Regions from separate parts of the Homo sapiens genome. Here regions 1 and 3 are each linked to region 2. A link is an interaction called in ENCODE POLR2A ChIA-PET data of the cell type or tissue named here. Cell type or tissue: OCI-LY7. All regions are shown on one strand.

Region 1 (2,500 bases), 310 kb before region 2:
CCCGCCACTGCACTGTGGGGGCCCCTCTCTGGGCTGGCGGAGGCCGCAGCCGGCTCCCTCTGCTTGCCGGGAGGTGTGGAGGGAGAGGCACGGGCGGGAACTGGGGCTGCGCCAGCGATCGCAGTCCAGTGTGAGTTCCGGGTGGGCACGGGCTCCGCGCCCGGAACTCAGAGCGCCCGCTGGTGCCGCACCAGGCAGTGAAGGGCTTAGCACCTGGGCCAGCAGCTGCGGAGGGTACACCAGGTCCCCCAGCACTGCCAGCTCGCCACATTGCACTCGAATTCTGGCAGGGCCTCAGCCGCCTCCCCCCAGGCAGGGATGGGGACGTGCAGCCCGCCATGCCCGAGCCCCCCCTTCCCACATCTTCCCCCGTGGGCTCCGGCAAGGCCCGAGCCTCCCCAATGGACACGCCCCCTGCTCCGGGGAGCCCAGTTCCCATTGACCACCTACGGGCTGAGGAGTGCGGGCATGCGGTGCCAGACGAGGCCCCGGTGTGGGATCCACTAGGCAAGCCAGCTGGGCTCCTGAGTCAGGTAAGGACTTGGAGAACTTTTGTGTCTAGCTAAAGGATTGTAAAGGCACTAATCAGCACTCTGTGTCTAGCTCAAGGTTTGTAAAGGCACCAATCAGTGCTATGTGTCTAGGTACTCTAGTGGAGACTTGGAGAACTTTTGTGTCTAGCTAAAGGATTGTAAATGCACCAATCAGCACTCTGTGTCTAGCTCAAGGTTTGTAAACACACCAATCAGCACCCTGTCAAAATGGACCAATCAACTCTCTGTAAAATGGGCCAATCAGCTCTCTGTAAAGTGGATCAATCAGCACTCTGTAAAATGGACCAATCAGCAGGATGTGGGTGGGGTCAGATAAGGGAATAAACGGAGGCTGCCCCAGCCAGCACTGGTGGGCCACTTGAGTACCCTTCCGCGTTGTGGAAGGTTTGTTCTTTTGCTTCCTGGTAAATCTTGCTGTTGCTCCGTCGTTGGGTCCATGCTGCCTTTATGAGCTGTAACACTCACCGCGAAGGTCTGCAGTTTTACTCCTGAAGTCAGCGAAACCACGGACCCACCAGAAGAAAGAAACTCTGGACACATCTGAACATCTGAAGGAATAAAACTCCGGACCTGCCGCCTTTAAGTACTGTAACACTCACAGGGAGGGGCCACGGCTTCGCTCTTGAAGTCAGCGAGACCAAGAGCCCACCAATTCTGGACACAAAATGAGCTGTCAAGCTATGAAAAGATGTGGAGGAAACTTCAATGCATATTGCTGAGTGAAAGAAGCAAGTCTGAAAAGGCTACAATAAATATGATTCCATCTATATGACATTCTAGAAAAGGCAAAACTGTAGCTACAGTAAAAAATATTAATGGTTGCCAGGGGTTCAGTGGGAGAGAGGGAGGGGTGAATAGGTGACGCACAGAGATTTTTAGGGAGGTGGAACTATTCTGTGTGACACTGTGATAGTGGATGCATGTCATTATGCCTGTGTCAAAACCCAGAGAGTGCACAGCTCAAAGAACAACCTTATTGCAAACTATGGACTTTTGTTAGTAATAATGTTTTGGCACTGGTTCATCAGTTGTGACAAACGTAGCGCAGCAGTGCAAGATGTTAATGGAAAACCTGGGGTGGGGAGGGGAGAAGGTGAGGGAGGTGGGTATATGGAACTGCGCTTTCTGCTCCACGGTTTTGGAAACTTAAAACTACTCTAAAAATAAATTATCTTAATGTTTTTAAACAATGGATTCAAGAGAAAATGTTGGAATACTGTTCTTCGTGAATTTACTGTTTTCTTGGAAGATTTCATATAGATTGCTTTTGTTTTTAAAAAAATCAAATCAGTACTGGGCATGGTGGCCGACGCCTGTAATCCTAGCACTTTGGGAAGCCAAGGAGGGCAGATTGTTTGAGCTCAGGAGTTCGAGACCAGCCTGGGCAACATGGTGAATCCCTGTCTCTACTGAAAATACAAAAAATCAGCCAGGCTTGGTGGTGCACACCTATACTCCTAGCTACTTGGGGGGCTGAGGCAGGAGGATTGCTTGAGCCAATGAGGTGGAGGCTACAGTGAGCCAAGATCACACAGCTGCACTCCAGCCTGGGTGACAGAGTGAGACCTTGTCTTTAAAAAAAAATCAGCTGGGCGCGGTGGCTCATGCCTGTAATCCCAGCACTTTGGGAGGCTGAGGCGGGCGGATCGTGAGGTCAGGAGATGGAGACCATCCTGGCTAACACGGTGAAACCCTGTCTCTACTAAAAAATATAAAAATTACCGGGCATGGTGACAGGCACCTGTAGTCCCAGCTACTTGGGAGAATAAGGCAGGAGAATGGCGTGAACCTGGGAGGTGGAGCTTGCAGTGAGCCGAGATCATGCTGCTGCACTCCAGCCTGGGCGACAGAGCAAGACTCTGTCTCAAAAAAAAAAAAAAAAAAAAAAAAAATCATACTTTATTAAAGAAACTTGCTATTTAGAAAAAATTTATGGTGAATCTCTT
Region 2 (2,500 bases):
TGTAAGAGTGCCAATTGCTGAAACAGACATTCCAGGAGAAGTAAGCTTGCTAGGTTGTGAGTGGTGATAATGAGTTTAGATTTGGCTGTACCTAGTAAGATGGGTAGAAACACAACTGATCGCTAAACGTGAAGGCTTTTCACCTCTCATTTATGAAAGCAAAAAGTAGATGGTGATGAATTTGAAGTGAATCATCAATAACTTCAGTGATTTGGGGGGTAGTCCCATGACCATTATAGTGGATATGATACCTACTAAGTTAAAACCTTATGCAACTGCTAATATTGGGCCATTTTTGTTTTACAAGAAGTGACAGTTTCACAGGGTTGATCAAATAGTTTGCTGGCTTTGGGAAGAAACTTATGAGATATCTTCCTTAGATTTCACAAAGGAAATAAGGATTATTGTTAAGTGTTGAAAATAATGTTTTAAGAGAAATAAAATGTGATAAAATGTATCATCAAAAACATCTACCTTATATTAGTTGACTTACAGGTCTCACTCCCCACTCTCTTGGGACAAGTTAGTGGTACCCGAGCTTGGACCCAGGAGGCGGCGGGGATTTATCAGGACTTGACATCCAAGAACTCTGCTGGGGGGAGCTGGATCCTATCACCCTTATTTCTCCTGAAACTCCATACCAATGTTCCATAGCAGTCACCATGCTGTGCAACAAGTCCTGGGAATTTAAAGAAAAAGAAGAACCTGATCTAATAACTCCTGAAAATATCATTTACCTTCATGTAATTTAAGCTGAAGAATTCTTCTTTGTTAGCTAAAAGGAGGGGCAAAACATTTTGGGGCTTTTCAAATAGAAAGAAAAAATACATGAAGGAATATTATTTTTCCTGGTGACTGATGCCAGGAACATTTTGTTTTGATAAGCTCAATTCTGCCATCATTATATTAAGACAAAATAGAGCTTTTGACTAAATTATACATTTCTCCTCTAAGCTGCTCCTGCTCTCTGAAACTGAGATACTTTCAGATCAAAATTCTGTCTTTCAGATTGATACCAACATTAGTATAAACTAAAGAAAAATGAAAATATATTCGTGCAGCTGTTTCTGCATATCACCTTTAATCTTCCATGCACGTTAAAATATGTGCTTCTCAAAGAGGAAGAAAGAGAAACAGAGAGAGAGAGAGAGAGAGAGAGAGAGATCTATTTTTGCTTTATGTGAATATAAAAGTAATTTGTTGCCATGGTGATATATTTTTTCCATCCTGTATTTTCCAAACACAGGCTTTGCTTCAGGTTTTGGGTACACAGTCTCTCTTGCTGTCCTCCATTTACAATGTCATGCTCCACTGACCACTGCAGGTCAGGCACAAGCTAGTCTACAAGATCAAACGTCACATTTGACAGAAATTTTTATTTTTTGGTGCTTGTAACAGTATGAGCCTCTTGACAGAGTCAGGGAGAGGGCATTTCAGATTCCTGAGGCCCTTCATTTGGCAACTGCTAAAGTTTAGTGTTCCAATTTCCCTGTCTTTCTTTGCAAAAGAACCACTGCTTATGTTAACCCTATGCAATCCAACCTGGTCAATATTTACCTAGCGTTGCATTCAGCAGCTAGCCAGTCTACAGAGATTGTCTATAGACATACCCAACAGTCTATAGACTGTTTTGTCTACTGAAAAGTTGCTACTAAATTTTAGTAGCTAGCAAAATTTTAGTTGCTTTGTAAACAAACAAACAAAAATCAGAGGTTTACTTGTTTTCTACTTAAGGAAAGTATAGCAGAAGAAATAAATAACCAGAGCTTGGAGGGTCAATTCATAGGCCCCACGAAATTAAATAAATCAACAGTTAAGGGAAATTGCCTTAAAGACAGATTAAGGAAGATGGGAAAAAAGAGGTGTGATCAGAGAACTATGTTAGTTCAGGATCTGGAGATGTACTGTCTATATGGTGATGGTGGGAGGTAGGGAAGGCAGGGCAACAGGAATGGAGAAGAGAAGCAAGAAAGGTGGACAGGTAGCAGCAAACACAGGCCATTGTGCAATAGGTGAGCGATTTTAATTCTAATATTAGTTAAAACAACAAACCAACATTACTGGTCAAAGCCAAGGGTCACTTACAAGTTCATCTGTATAGTCTGTTCTTGGATAGGACAATAGGCATGAATTCACAAGAAAAGATTATTCATAAATAAGTTAAATATTTTGTGGACATTTACCTGTGACAGGTGCTATGTTAGCCTTGATAAAGGTACATATAGAATCAACTGAATCAACTGAAAGAGGAGATAATATGTCAACGTGAAAACGTGGCTAATTACACAAAAGCCACATGAATTATACAGAGATTAGGCTTATTGCAGTTTCAAGGCAAAGAATCAGAGACCACAATTGCAGCTAGATTTTGAACAGGCTGAATTTAGAGAGATGCAAAGAAGAGGGAAAAGGAAGCCCTCTTCTCCTCTGAGTGCCCACCAGTGGATCGTACACAAAAGAAAGTAGTTGAATGGAATAGAGAGTTGGACTGGACACCATG
Region 3 (2,500 bases), 1.0 Mb after region 2:
ATTCTAATGATCAGTGAGAGGTTCTTTTCTGTTTTAATCTGTTTTACATACTACTGACATGCTGAGTTGTTTGGAAAAAATTTTAATTAGCTCCTTATTCCTATTCTAAGTGAACAAATTCTTTTGCATTTTGATTTTTTTTTTCTTGAAGTCTGATATAATTTGGCTCTGTGTCCCAACCCAAGTCTCACCTTGAATTGTAATAATCTCCACATGTCAAGGACAGGACCAGGTGGAGATAATTGAATCATGGGGACAGTTTCCTCCATGCTGTTCTCATGATAGTGAGTGAGTCTTATGAGATCTGATGGTTTCATAAGCATCTGGCATTTCCCCTGCTTGCCCTCATTCTGTCTCCTGCTGCCCTGTGAAGAGATGCCTTCTGCCATAAGTGTAAGTTTCCTGAGGCCTCCCCAGCCATGTGGAACTGTGAGTCAATTAAACCTCTTTTCTTTATAAATTGCCCAGTCTCAGGTATTTCTTCATAGCAGTGTGAGAACAGACTAATATAGAGCCTCCTTGTAATCTCACTGTATTTCTCTGCTTTCTGTTTGCTGACTGTTCCCTGCTTTGTTTAGCTAGTGTGTTCACTGCTCTTTATGTTTTATATCTCAGTTTTTTCTCTAGTATGGGGCACTTTCTGTTTTCAAATGCATGGCAATATCTTTCATAGTTATCCATACCCATTGCAAATCTCATCTTTTCATGAAGATGTATTTTATTGGACTGCTATTGTACTATCCTCTTTTGTTTCTGAACTGTTGGTTAATACATTTTAGCAAATGATTGTTCCATAATTGTTTTATATATTCTTTCAATTGGCCAGCTAGATTGTTAGCTTCTAAAGCAGCACTACCAATAGAAATATAAAATGAGCCAGACATAGTTTTAAATTTTCTAGTAGCCACATTTAAAAATCAAAAGAAACACATAAAATTAACATTAATAATATATTATATTAAACTCAGTATATCTGCTACTTTGGTGGTTAGCTGATATTTTGACAGTTACCTACCTAAAATGCCAAGATAGAGAAGTATTCTATTACTACAAATATAGTCACACCCATCCTCTTACCCTCATAACCCTAACTCTTGGTAACTACTACTCTCTTTTCTGTCTTTATTATGTTGTCATTTAGAGAATGTTCCATAAATAGAATCGTATTTTATGTGATCTTTGGAGACTGCTTTTCTTCACTCAACATAATGTCTGTGATATTTATCCAGGTTGTTGTGTGTATTGACAGTTGGTTCCTTTTTATTGCTGAGTAGTATTCCATGGTATGGACTTTCCACAGTTCATTTAGCCATGTACTTTTTGGGAGGGCATCTAGTTGTTTCTACTTTATGGCTATTACAAATAAAGCTGCTATTAACAATTATGTACAGGTTTTGTTGTAGCTATGTTTCCGTTTCCCTAGGATAAATTCCCAGTAGTGAAATTACTTGATAATATGCTAACTGTATGTTTAGTTTTGTAATATACTGCCAAACTATTTTCAGAGTGATTGTACCATTTTATATCCTTACAAGCAATTTATGACAGATCCACTTTTTTTTTTTTGCATCCACACCAGCACTTGCTGTTACTACTGTTTTCTGTTTTAACTGTTCTGATATATATGCAGGGATAACTCTTTGTGCCATCCATAGATCCTCTTTGATCAAATGCGTGTTCATGTTTTCTGCCCATTTTCTGATTCAATGGCCAGCTTCTTTACTGTTGATTTCTGTTACATTCTAGATGAGTCCTTTATCAGATATGTGGTTTACAAATACTTTCTTCCAGTCTGTAGCTTATATTTTCAACTTTTTAACATGATCTTTCTCAGAGCAAAAGTTTTTATTTTTATGAAGTCCAATTTATTAATGTTATCTTGAATGGATCCTGCTTTTGGGGTCATGTCTAAAAACTTTTAGCCAGGCTCTAGGTCCTGAATATTTTCTGCTATGTTATCTTCTAAAAGTTTTATATTTTACATTTAAACTATGATTAATTATGAGTTAATTTTTATAAAAGATATGAAATATCTTATAGGTGGAGGTTCATGTTTTTTGGCCTGTTGATAACCAGTTGCTCTGACATTGTTTGCTAAAAAGGTTGTTCATCCTCCATTTAATTGCTTTTGTATCTTTTTTGAGAATAACTTGTTGATAATCATTTAGGGCTGTTTCTGGGTTCTCGCTTATGCTTCATGATCTATGTGTCTATCAACTCACCAGTGCTACAGGGTCTTGAATTATTATAGCAAGTCTTAAAATTAGAGAGTGATTCCTCCCACTTTATTTTTGTTTGTTCAAGAAAAAATTTAAGGTATTGTAATTCCTTTGCCTTTCATATAAAGTTCAGAATTATCTTGTTTACATCTACTAAAAATATTTCCGGGATTTATAGAAAATGCATTAAACTTATATGTTAATTTGAGGAGAGTTGATATCTTTATTATGTTGAATATTCCATGAACATAGTATGTTTCTATATTTATTTAGGTCTTTGA

The links. ChIA-PET counts read pairs that join two places held together with the same protein. Peaks named below come from ENCODE experiments on the same cell type or tissue, not always from the same donor. Only the 100,000 strongest peaks of a DNase experiment are listed, where the experiment ranks them.
Region 1: POLR2A ChIA-PET joins it to region 2 with 7 read pairs; 2 of 35 experiments call an interaction of 5 or more read pairs at or near these places.
Region 3: POLR2A ChIA-PET joins it to region 2 with 5 read pairs; 2 of 35 experiments call an interaction of 5 or more read pairs at or near these places.

What each region holds. Positions count from the first base shown.
Region 1 is chr13:33,682,027-33,684,526 of GRCh38, forward strand. The region is part of intron 1 of LOC107984551 (a long non-coding RNA gene); the gene reads left to right. Among named protein-coding and RNA genes, the nearest start is that of RFC3, 130 kb to the right of the region's middle. In OCI-LY7, no CTCF peak of the experiment used is centred here; no DNase peak of the experiment used is centred here.
Region 2 is chr13:33,991,710-33,994,209 of GRCh38, forward strand. LOC105370156 (a long non-coding RNA gene) reads right to left here. Exons shown (of 4, transcript XR_007063753.1): 3 at 475-679. Among named protein-coding and RNA genes, the nearest start is that of RFC3, 170 kb to the left of the region's middle. In OCI-LY7, no CTCF peak of the experiment used is centred here; a DNase peak (open chromatin) is centred at 1,232; H3K4me3 peaks cover 1,724 bases; H3K27ac peaks cover 1,509 bases.
Region 3 is chr13:35,025,830-35,028,329 of GRCh38, forward strand. All of the region lies in intron 1 of NBEA (neurobeachin), which reads left to right. Among named protein-coding and RNA genes, the nearest start is that of NBEA, 85 kb to the left of the region's middle. In OCI-LY7, no CTCF peak of the experiment used is centred here; no DNase peak of the experiment used is centred here.